Linked DNA regions of Homo sapiens: region 2 is linked to region 1. A link is a contact called in ENCODE Hi-C data. All regions are on one chromosome and are shown on one strand. The core of a region is the stretch at or near the end of the contact, and the rest is flanking DNA. Distances in the headings are between cores, read along the strand shown. Region 1 holds the start of BLVRB (biliverdin reductase B). Region 2 holds the start of NUMBL (NUMB like endocytic adaptor protein).

The links. Hi-C counts contacts between places; a loop is a spot of excess contacts on that map. Pooled maps may share reads with other maps.
Region 2: a pooled map shows a loop between it and region 1 (15-fold over the local background). The contact joins the promoter of NUMBL here to the promoter of BLVRB in region 1. A Hi-C loop is called at or near these places in 1 of 168 maps with a recorded cell type or tissue (natural killer cell) and 9 of 50 pooled maps.

The regions. Positions count from the first base shown.
Region 1 is chr19:40,463,021-40,468,280 of GRCh38, forward strand. BLVRB (biliverdin reductase B) reads right to left here and starts at 2,725. Exons shown (of 5, transcript NM_000713.3): 1 at 2,590-2,725. The coding sequence starts at 2,668. It overlaps SPTBN4 (spectrin beta, non-erythrocytic 4), which reads left to right and starts at 3,981. Exons shown (of 36, transcript NM_020971.3): 1 at 3,981-4,285. RefSeq lists an enhancer at 1,799-1,918 and a silencer at 2,940-3,139.
Region 2 is chr19:40,688,868-40,694,658 of GRCh38, forward strand. It overlaps NUMBL (NUMB like endocytic adaptor protein), which reads right to left and starts at 1,784. Exons shown (of 10, transcript NM_004756.5): 1 at 1,593-1,784. The coding sequence starts at 1,616. It overlaps COQ8B (coenzyme Q8B), which reads right to left. Exons shown (of 15, transcript NM_024876.4): 14 at 4,084-4,170; 15 at 2,663-3,506. The coding sequence ends at 3,168. RefSeq lists enhancers at 75-1,014, 688-737, 1,953-2,890 and silencers at 1,577-1,916, 2,237-2,476.

The DNA.
Region 1 (5,260 bases), core at 1,475-3,974:
TACATTTTGATACTATGTCATCATTTGTTACCCTATATTGTTGATACACGTTGTGACCATATGTTTCAGATCTCATTGTAACTCACAGTTTGAGAAGCATCAGGTTGCAACAACCCTGCAAGGTAGGTATCATTATCCTGTCCACATTGATGGGGAAACTGAGGCAATTTTAGGCAACCGGGCCAGGATCACACAGCTAGTAGGTAGAGAAGGTTGAATTTTTACCTAAGTAAGTCTGATCCAGAGACTGCAAAATTCAATGCTAGTCTAAGTACCTCCTATATAAGATCTCATTTAATTATCCCAAGAGCCCTAGGGCAAGTACTACCAGTTTTGTCATGATCTTACACATATCTAGGTACACAGATGACAAGGCATTTGGTCACAAAGGCTGTAAGCCGCAGAGCTGGTGACTTGAATGTGGGCAGGCTGGCACCAGAGTTCATGCCTGTTAAGACTCTTGGCCCTACAGAACCATTGTGAACTCCAGTTAATCCAAGCCCCTTCTCCCTCCCTCCCTCCCTCCCTCCCTCCTTCCCTCCCTTCTTTCCTTCCCTCCCTCCCTCCCTCCATCCCTCCCTCCTTTTCTTCCTTCCTTCTTTCCTTTCATCTTGCTGTGTCACCCAGGCTGGAGTGCAGTGGTGCAGTGATGCAATCTTAGCTCACTGCAACCTCCCAGGTTCAAGCGATTCTTGTGCCTCAGCCTCCCAAGTACCTGGAATTACAGGCACGTACCACTGTGCCCAGCTAATTTTTTTTTTTTTGAGACAGAGTTTCACTCTTGTCGCCCAGGCTGGAATGCAGTGGCGTAATCTCGGCTCACCACAACCTCTGCCTCCCGGATTCAAGCTATTCTCCTGCCTCAGTCTGCCAAGTAACTGCGATTACAGGCACCAGCCACCATGCCCGGCTAATTTTTCGTATTTTTAGTAGAGACGGGGTTTCACTATATTGGCCAGGCTGGTCTCGAACTCCTGACCTCGTGATCCACCTGCCTCAGCCTCCCAAAGTGCTGAGATTACAGGCGTGAGCCACCGCACCCAGCCTCTTTTTCTTTCTTTTTATGTATTTTTTTAAATTTGAGAGACAGGGTCTCACCCTGTCACCCAGGCTGGAGTGCAGTGGTGCAAACACAGCTCACTGTAGCCTTGAACTCCTGAGCTCAAGCAATCCTCCCACCTGAGCCTTCTGAGTAGCTGGGACTACAGGCATGCATCACCACGCCCAGCTAATTTATTTTTTTTTTGTATTTTTGTAGAGATGGGGTCTTGCTACGTTGCCCAGGCTAGTCTCAAACTCCTGGCCTCAAGCCATCCTCCCGCCTTGGCCTCCCAAAGTGCTGGGATTATAGGCATGATCCACCGTGCCTGGCCAGCCCTTCCCTTTGCTGAGGGGGACAGCAAAGCTGAGAGCTGGGAAGAGATTTTTCAGAGCCACAGCTCTGAAGCTCCCTAGGCTCCAGTTCTTAACCCTCTGAGTGCAGTCCCAGCTATGACCAGCAGGGTGGGCGAGTGGAATTCGGTGGAATTAGTGGATTTCCAGGTGACTCAGCGCCTCTCAACTTCTCTCTCTTACTTCCTTCTCCATTACTCCCGAATAAATGCTTATCAGCAAACTGGTTTTTACTGAGAGGCCCACAGCTCCCCATTCTCCACAAGTCAAGATCCTCACGTGGTCTCCCTGGGGAAGGGGAGAGTTATGGACCTAGAGAAGAACTTTCAGAGTCCCTCCAAGGGAGACAGCAGAGTGGGGTCCTGTTGGCCTCCACCCTTTTGGGGCACGCAGATAGTCAATATCTTCAGCGTCCCCAAGGCCTGCAAGGGTGGGGCCCCATATCTGGAAGTCCCAGGCCCAGCTGGGAGTTGGTCAAGTCTGGGCTGTGGGGGCAGGGAGTGCTGGGGGATGGTTATCCCCTTTTCTGCCCTCTCTCCTGGGGCAACTCCAAATTTTCAGCCCTCATTGACTTTCCCAGGACTGCTGTCCCCAAGTCTTCACTCATGTCTCTCTGTGACTCCTTCCCATTAGGTACTCGCAGCAACCTGACCCCCCAACTTTTTCAGTTTCCAGCCTGGGGACTTGTGGTGGTTAAGAGCATGAGCTGAGTTCAAATCCCAGTCCTGTCAGTTAACAGCTGTGTGATATTGGGCAAGTCACTCTCTGGGTCTCAGTTTTCTCATCTGTCAAGTAGGGTGATACTAGTTCCCACCCCATTTTGAAAGCTCTCATGTGAAGAGACGACAGAGCAAGCTTGGCTTAGTAAATCCTCTCTGGGAGTGCGAACAACCACCACCACAACCACAATAATGACAACCGCATTGCATAAGAGCCCTGGACTTACACACGACTGTGCCAGTGGAGTCCTCCCGGGGCTCCCGGGGCCAATTCCTCTCTGGCTTGGACTCACATAAACTTGGATCTCACATCTTTCCCCATTTCTGCCCCCGTGGCCACTTGCTTTGGCCCCTGAGTCCTCATACACCTGGCTGGGGCGCTCATGGCCCCAATCAGCCTCGGCCCGACCCCATGGTGCCCCTTCCTAAAGTTCTGCCCGTCTGTCCCGTGACATGCCCCGCCCGCCCCGGCTCATGCCTGCTTGCACCGCCTGCGCCAGGGTGGTGAGCCCGGTCTGGCCAGTGGCGCCGAAGATCGCGATCTTCTTGACGGCCATCGTACGGGATCGTGGGGGTGCAAGGCCTCAGAGTCTCGGCACGCGCGGGAACCCACTGGCTGCTGGGCGGTGCTCTCTGCCCTACTCAAGCCAGGAACAACGGGGCGGAGCTGGCTCGAAGGGCCACGCCTCAGACTCTCCGCCCGCGGCTCAGGTCAAGGGGCGGGGCCTAACGCGGATGGGCGGGGCAGGCGTCAGCTTGCATTCGCTCACCGTCCAGCACCGCCCTCTCTGCGCGCCACTTAGACTGGAAGGCGGGGCCACAGAAGGCCACGCCTCCACATAGCAACAAATAGAGTGGACGGAGCCGAGATAACTTGTCACTCAGCGCCCTGCCTCCGCGCTCCACCTCCCGGAGAGGGGCGGGGCCAGGCGAGCCTCACCCACGGCCTCTCGTAGCTCACGCCCCCTCTCCCGGAGCCTGGAGCGGATCTGGGGCGCACTCTAAGCCCCAGGGCCTCCCAGAACCAGCAAGGGGAGAAAGTTAGGAGGACAGAGTGTGTGTGTGCACTTGGATGTAAGACACTGTGTCACGGCGTACCTATGCACTTATATGACCCTGTGTGACTCAGTGACCCGGAGGGCAAGCAGGACTGTGGGTGACACCTTGTGTCATCCTCTGAGTGTGATCCCGTGTTACAGTGTGACTACACGTGCGTGACACCACGTGTGGCAGGCATTGATTCTGTTCTTTTGTGACCTTGTGGTGACACCGTGGGTGACACTGCGTCAGCCTGTACGATAGGGTGTGGGACGTGTGAGGTGTGCTACATGGAAGCGTGAGACTAATTAGACTGTGACAGTGTGTGACACCACATGTCTCGTGTAAGGATGTGTGACACCGGGACCCCATTCGAGTGTGTGGCTGTGGGTGTCTGTGTTGAGCTGCTCATTGTGACCCCCTGTGACTATGATGTGTGAGGTGCGGCGGTGCAGCATGTGCGGGGCGACTGCTATGAAGGTTCGAGTGTGTAGAGTGTGTGACACTGTGGCTGTGAAGCTGTGCGTGATGTGTGGGCCTATGACACTGTTTGTGACTGCCGGGGAGTGTGCGGCTGTGTGTGACAGGTGCATTTGTGTGTGACGCCGCGTGGGCGGTGGTTACCCTATTGGATTTGTGTGGTGGTGGGTGACACCGTTCCAGTGTGGACGCCGCGTGTGACGGCGTGAGGGTGTGACCCCGTGAGACCCCACAGGAGGGAGTGACGGCGCGCAAGCGCGTGGATGCGGGGGTGAGTTTGTGCGCCGAGGCCCCCGCGAGTATGGCAGCGTGGCGAGCGTGACCCCGTGGGAGTGTGCAGCGCGTGACGCCGCCGTGCCCTCGCGAGTGCAGCCGTGCACCCCACGCCGCGGCCGGGTGTGACTGCGCGTGGGCCTCGGGCGGCGGGGCGCGGGGACCGCGGGCGGGAGGGGGTCCCGGGGGCGCGCTGAGCGCGGCGGCGGCGCGAGAGAGGGAGGCGCGGCGGCGCATGCGGATCTGGCTGAGCCGCGGGCCGGCGGGGCCGAGCTGAGCCGGGCTGGGCCGGGCCGGGCCGGGCCGGGCAGCGGACGCCGACAGGGAGGGCGGTCGGTCGCGGCGAGCAGCGGAGACAGCGACGCTGGCGGCCGCGGGCCCAGGTGAGCTGCTAGGGGGGCCGACAGCCCCTCCCCCAAGTATGTCCCCACCTGGCGAGCATCCCTCCTCCGCGCGCACGGGGCATGGCTGGAGCCCCGGGTCTCCCCGGCTGGAGGGAGGCAAAGGGTCGAGGGCAGGACGAGCCCACAACCCCCCCACCCGGTCTAGCTTCCGCGCCACGCGTGGGTCTTACCCCCAGGCCTTGTCCTTCCCAGGCCCCCTCCTTGGGCGCAGTGTCTGGACCGCAGGGAGAGAGGCGCGGCCTGGGAAGGGTTAAAGCCTCTGATGCCACCGCAGCCCAGCGCCCCACCAGCCTTTGCGGGGGGGGGGGGGTGTTGGGGGGAGGCTCGCAGGACACCCCTTCCCGGCTTCCCTATTACCTGCTCCCTTCCTTCCCATTCAATCGCGTTATGGCCAGAGCTGATCCTCGGCCTGGCCAGAGGGCTAACAGGAGTGCTAAGGGCCTCCCCATCTCTAAGTGTCTTCCACTGAAGAAAACAGCTGTAACCACCGTTTAACAGGGAGGGAAACTGAGGCACAGAAAGGCCAAGTTAAAGATACTCGGTTAAAGATACAGCAAGAATAAAGCGGAACTTGAACTCATTTCTGTCTGACTCCAGAAGAGGCAAATCGATTTGCTGAGATGTGTGAGGAAAAGATGAAGAATAATAGCAAGGAACATGTATCAAGGGCTTGCAGTGTACCAGATACCATGATCCCTGCATTAATAACTTACCTCTTCAAACACCGCTAAGAAACGGGTACGATTATCATTACTTTTTTTTTTTTTTGAGACGGAGTTTCACTCTTGTCACCCAAGTTGGAGTGTAATGGCGCGATCTTGGCTCACTGCAACCTCTGCCTCCCGACTTCAAGCAGTTCTCCTGCCTCAGCCTCCCAAGTAGCTGGGATTACGGGCATGAGCTACCATGCCTGGCTAATTTTGAATTTTTAGTAGACATGGGGTTTCACTATGT
Region 2 (5,791 bases), core at 534-3,033, 220 kb after region 1:
CTAGATACAGTCATTTATATTAATACAACCTCAGTCACACACTCAGACATGGTTCTGCATACGCAACCACTGTCATACACAATACTGTCACACAACCCCAGTCACACAGATACAATGTGACTTCAGACACAATGGCAGTCACACAGGCAGAGTTGCACAGACAGGTGTGTGTCACTCACGTATATAAAATCAGGTAGAGACACAACTATAAACATTGTCAGTCACTGGGAGGGTCACACATGCACATGGAGCCATAGACAACTCCACTCACACACAGTCACAACTCCACCCACGTCCTGTCAGTCACACGCATGCCCACCCCCAGACTCAACACATACTGTCACATACCCAGTTATAGTTACCGAGGCATACAAACACAGGGTCACAAAAGACACAATCACAGACAACCACAGTCACAACCATGCACACCTCCAAACACAGACAGACTAAAAAGTACAGGATTCTGCACAGTGAGCAGCTGTCACACACACATACACAGTCACACAGATACTAGGGTCACAGACACAATCATAGACACCACCACAAGCACACACACACGACACAGGATTCCTCAGTCACCAGCTGCAGCGTACGCGTGCACACACACACACACATACACAGCCACAGTCACACAAACACAGGGCACACTCCTAGCCACCTCCCCATCGCTTGCTTCCCCCCTTCCCCCCAGGTACCACACACAAAGCCGCCGTCACCGTCACCGCAGACACTGCAGACAGACAGGGCTGCACCCGGTCCCTGGGGAGCCGCCCCCAGCCCAGCCTGTATCCTGGAGCCTGAGGGCCAGGTCCAGGAGGGGGAAGCGGTGCATTGTCTGCGGGTGGGGCCACTCTTGGACAGCTGGGCAGCCCTGGGGACAAAGGGGGTGGCCTAGGGATCCTGTGCCCTGGGACCCATGACCAAGCCAGGGGGTGGAGGGATTGGGGGTTGCCTGAAATTGTCCTTATTTTATTCAGGCTGGGGTGGGGTGGAGTCCCAGGCACAGGGACCTTGTTTTGAGAAGTGGCTGTGCCTGGGACTCCGCCCAAGGATTGGGGGGATGCTGTGCCCAGGGTGCCTCTGAGACCTGGGGGCAGGCTGTGCTTGGAGTCCCCCTAGGCCTTGGCGTGGTGGGAACGCTGTACCCAGTGACCCCATCCTCGAGACCGTACCTAGGCAGTTGTTGTGCTGAGACCCCCTTAGGCAGGGAGAGGTAGGGATTGTGTCTGGAATCGCGTCCTGGAGGCCTTGGTTTGATACGGGGGCTGTGTCCCCGACCCCATCTCCATCCCCATCTAGTTCTAGGAGTTGTACCTAGAATCTCTGTACCCCTGTCCTTGGTTTTGTGGGGGGTCTGTGTCCAGGATCCCTATTTCCAGGGCCTTGGCAAGAGATGGCCCAGGGGTCTGTGCCCAAGACCCCGGTCTCCTGGGCTTTGGCTTGTTGGGCCTGTTCCTGGACCCCCACCCGGGACCACCCTCTCCAGCCTTGGCACCCTCTCTCCATCCGGGCGCCGCGGCCGCCTCCCACCCTCCGCCACATCAGCAGCGGCGCCGCCCCCGACCCGAGCCCCCCTCTCCCGCCCTTCTCACGCTGGCCGCCGCGCTGCGGGACATCCAGGGCCCGGGCGCCCCCGCCTCCCGCGGCCCTGGCTGGGCCTGGCTCCCCGACTGCTGCTGCTGCGGTGGTGGCGGCGGCAGCTCGGTCTGACGCCGGCCAGGGCCCGGGGCCGGGGGATGGTGCGGGATGCACGCGCGCGAGCCTCCTCGGCTCCCGGGAGGATTCCGTTCCGGGGGCGGGGGAGCGTCCCTCGGCCTCGGCTCCCCGCCCCGACCCCGCCCATTGGCCCGCCGCCTGCCGTATATGCAGAAAGGTCCCGCCCCGCCCCGCCCCTTGGCCTGAAGACCCCGCCCACACGCAGACACCATCCCGCCTTCCCCGGCGCGGCCACCGCCCCGCCACGCCCATTGGCCAGTCCCGAGCTGAGCATGCCTATGAACATCGCCGAGTCCTTTCCCCCGGTCCGTCCTGGCCTGGGCTCCCTTTCCCTCCGTGACACCTGACCTCAGATCCCCTCCAGCTCCGCGTCCGAAAGAGTTGCTTCTAGAGGCGCCTTGCCGCCCCACACCCCCAAATCTTCCCGCTAACCCCATGGTTCCCCAGCCCGGCGGGGGCGGGCAGGAGCGGTGACGAGGCACTTTTTGCAAGGAAGGGGAGGGGGTGTGAACAGACCAAGGCGTCCTGATGCGCGATCGGTTCGGCTTTGGGAACGGGGGCGCCGGGGTGGGACCAGGGCGCGGTTCTGGCCGCTACGGCGCCCCCGCCGCCCCCTACGCCAATCCTGTGGGTTTGGCAAAGCAGCTGGCAGGGACATTAGAGCCCATTAGTAAAGGCGAGGTTGCCAGGAGTGAGGGGAGGGAGCCCGCAGCCAAGAGGCACTGTGTGTGTGGGAGGCCTCAGCTGCCACAGCCCTTAGAGCAGGTGGTCAGCACGTGGGGGGGGGTGGGGAAGGCGAGAAGGAGGTTCCCGGCAACAGATGGCACAGGCAGGGCTGAGGCTTTCAGACAAGGGGGTGCAGGGGGGCTGGCCATCTGCACCTGGAGGCCGCTGGCGAGCTCCTCCCCCTCTCCCCCCAACCCTAGCGCAGAGAAAAGAGCTGGGGGAAGGGGAGGGCTGCTTTTATTCCGATTGAAGATTCAGCTCCCCCCCACCCCGCACCCCTACCTCTCCAACACACTGAGAGGCTGGAACCCGGGAGAAGGCAGCTGTTGGAGGAGCGAGGGAGGCAGAGGTGAGGACTGCCTCCAGGACCATCTCGCCTTCCACGGGAGGCTTGAGGCAGAGGTGAGGGCTCCCCCTGATGAGTCTGATCTGCATAACGACATGCAGCGGCCCAAGGCTCCCTCAAATGTTGGCAAAGATAAGTTAACCGCTTCCCTGGCTTAGTTTTCGGATACCCACTTTCGAGTGGGGAGGTGCAGGATCTAGGGCACGAAGTTGGGAGTTCCCCAGCCCCAGGGATCCTGAGCTCCTGGGCCAAGGAGGAGAGCCAGGCAAGACTGGGAAGCCCAAGGGGGCTCCTCTGACCCAGGGCAGACGGGGAAGGGATAAGAGGCACTACAGCAGGGTACGGCCTGCTCTGGGGACTGAATCCCCCATGGAGGCTGTCATGAGGGATCCACCCAGGAGTCCCCTTTGGTGGGGAGGCTGCCGGCAGTGGCTGCGTCTGGCTGGCGACTGGCCCAGTAGCGGTGGTAGGTGTCCTGGAAGAGGTCCCTGCAGGCGATGTGGGCTCGGAGGTGGGCACAGGCCAGGAAAGCCCCTGCCAGCTTGCGGTGCAGGGCATAGGTCTCCTCGGGTGGGGGACACAGCCGGTGCCGCAGCAGCACCGGGATGAGGTCCTGTATGCGGCGGGCCGTTTCCCCCGACCCAAAGTCATAAGGGCCCTGGGTGGCGAAAGGCTCCCCCAGGATCATCACTGCCTCCACGTGGGCGTCGGAGAATGCCTGGGAGTGGGGGTGGGGGGAGAGCAAAGGCAGCCAGTGTGGACATAGAGCCCTCTGCATAACCCAGAAACAACGTGTAGCCTCCACTCCCTCCAGTCTCCACCATCAACACAAGCCCCGACTCCCCCAAGAGTGAGCAGCTTCCACTCCTTCCAGAGCCTGGACTAGACAAGCAGCTGCCTATTCCCCGAGTAAGCACCCCTTACTTCCCTGCAGAGCCTCCAACAGACAAGTAGCCCTCTACTCTCTCTACAACAGAGAAGCGGCCTTCGCCCCTCCTGAACAGATCCACGGTGCCCATGTTCCCAGGGTTCCTGAGAAGTCAGGCAGCCACCTCCCCCCACTCCTCCCCAAAGCCCCCAGCATGGATAAGCATCCCTCCTAGAGTCACCCACTCCCCAGGTATAGACACACAGCCTCCATTCTCCCTAGTGGAGACAAGCCCCTCCTAGAGTCCCCCAGTCCCCGGGTATCGACATGCCCCATCACCTACTCGAGTTCCTCAGTGGAGATAAGCAGCCCCCCACTGCACCCCACCAACAGACACCAGCCCCTTTCTCCCCCAGTGTCTCCCCACCTTGGTTTCAAAGCCTGTGAGGAATTTGAGGTCCCTGGACTTCTGCAGGACACAGTCTCTGTCTCCATCAGCTGCAGCCTTCACCACCTGGGGAGACGGGTGGGAGTTAGAGGGACAAAGGCCGGGGCTCAAGGGGGCTCTGGAGAAGAGGAGCTGGAAGCCTGGGCCTCCCATGTACCCACCTCCATTCTCATCTGCCTGGGCCCTCCCTCACCTGGAAGCTTCCTGCTCCCAACTTTGCCTGTCTGTGACTCCCTTAAAGACTCTTCCAGAGCCTGGGAGTGGAGGTGGTTAGGGATCCTGCCCACCTAGAGGGCAATGTGGGGCCTGCCCGGGAACTGCCACAGTGAAACAGTGCAAGAAACAAGTGTCAGGGCTGCTGGTGAGTCCAAACACTCAACTGGACGGGTATGAGCGTGACCCAGAACTGCATCCAAAGTTGCCAGGGGCCATCTCTCTGTCTCCCACACTGGACTTTGAGCCCCGTGAGAGCAAGGATCCCAGTTGGGTTTAGTCGCACGGGGCACAGGGTCTGGTGCTGAGGAGGCCCTGGGTGAACCTTGCTTTAGCAAATGAGCGTGTGGAGCAGAGCAGCTCTCCAGCCATGAGCTCACACACACAGGGCAGGAGTTGTGGGCATGGAGAGATGCCCAGCTGGGGCCAGCTGGCTAGGGTTCCGTCCCAGCTCTGCCACCTGCCGGCCTGTTGGGCCTCCACTTTCTCATCTGTGAAGTGGGGATGCCAAAAGTGCCTTCCTCATGGGGCTGTTGGGAGGATAAAGAAGGTGATGCCTGTGGCCTGCCTGGCGCTGTGTCTCATGCAGGAAGCACCGTAAATACTATAATCTACCATTATTAAGAGGTGGGCACGGGGGTCCCTATTTCACAGAAGGGGAAGCAGACCCGGAGTAGGGAGTGGAACCGGGTCACACCACTCACTACTGGGTTGCCCTTTTTTGTGAGGAGGGGGATTCGGGATTAATTCCATTCCCTCTCTGCTCCCCCTGCCCGAGCATGTCTGGCCATCTGTCAGGCCTGTGGTCCTCAGAAGCCAGGGCTTTTATAAAGTGGCAAAGGCTGCAGGCCTGGGTGGGAGGGGAGGGTGTCAGTGGGGAGAAGAAGGGTCTCAGCTTTGTGCCTCAGTGGCCGGCAGAGAGGGCCCCAAGGGGCCTGTGTGTAAGGGGTTATCACCTCCTCTTCCTGTTCCTGTCTCAGAGGTGGCCCCACCAGTCCCCAGACCAGACCCCTAGACACCTCTGTCCCCAACTTCTAGCCCGTCTGCTCCCATGGACTGCCAGCTGGGCATCTCCCAGCCACCCCTCTGCCCCTCTCCACAGCTGCCCTGAGCTCCCACCCCCAGGCTTAGAGACCACTTCTTATTCAGAGGGAGTTTTCAAATTCTGACTGCATCCCTTCCCTGCTCAAATCTTTTCCACGGCTCCGCAGGGCACCTGGATACAGTACGAGCTGTAGAGCGCAGCCTCTAAAATCCGCAGTGATTTGCTGCAGCCTCGTCACTGTGCTGCCCCCCGACCTGCCCTCCCACTCAGAATGGGAGCTTCCTTTGGGTGCTCTAGGGCCTTACTACTACCAGTGTGGTCCCCATACGGGTAGCCCTGGCCTCACATGGGTGCGTGTCAGAACATAGCATCTTACACCCACCTCCAGACCAGAATCTGCACTTGCACAGGATCACCAGGCTTCACATG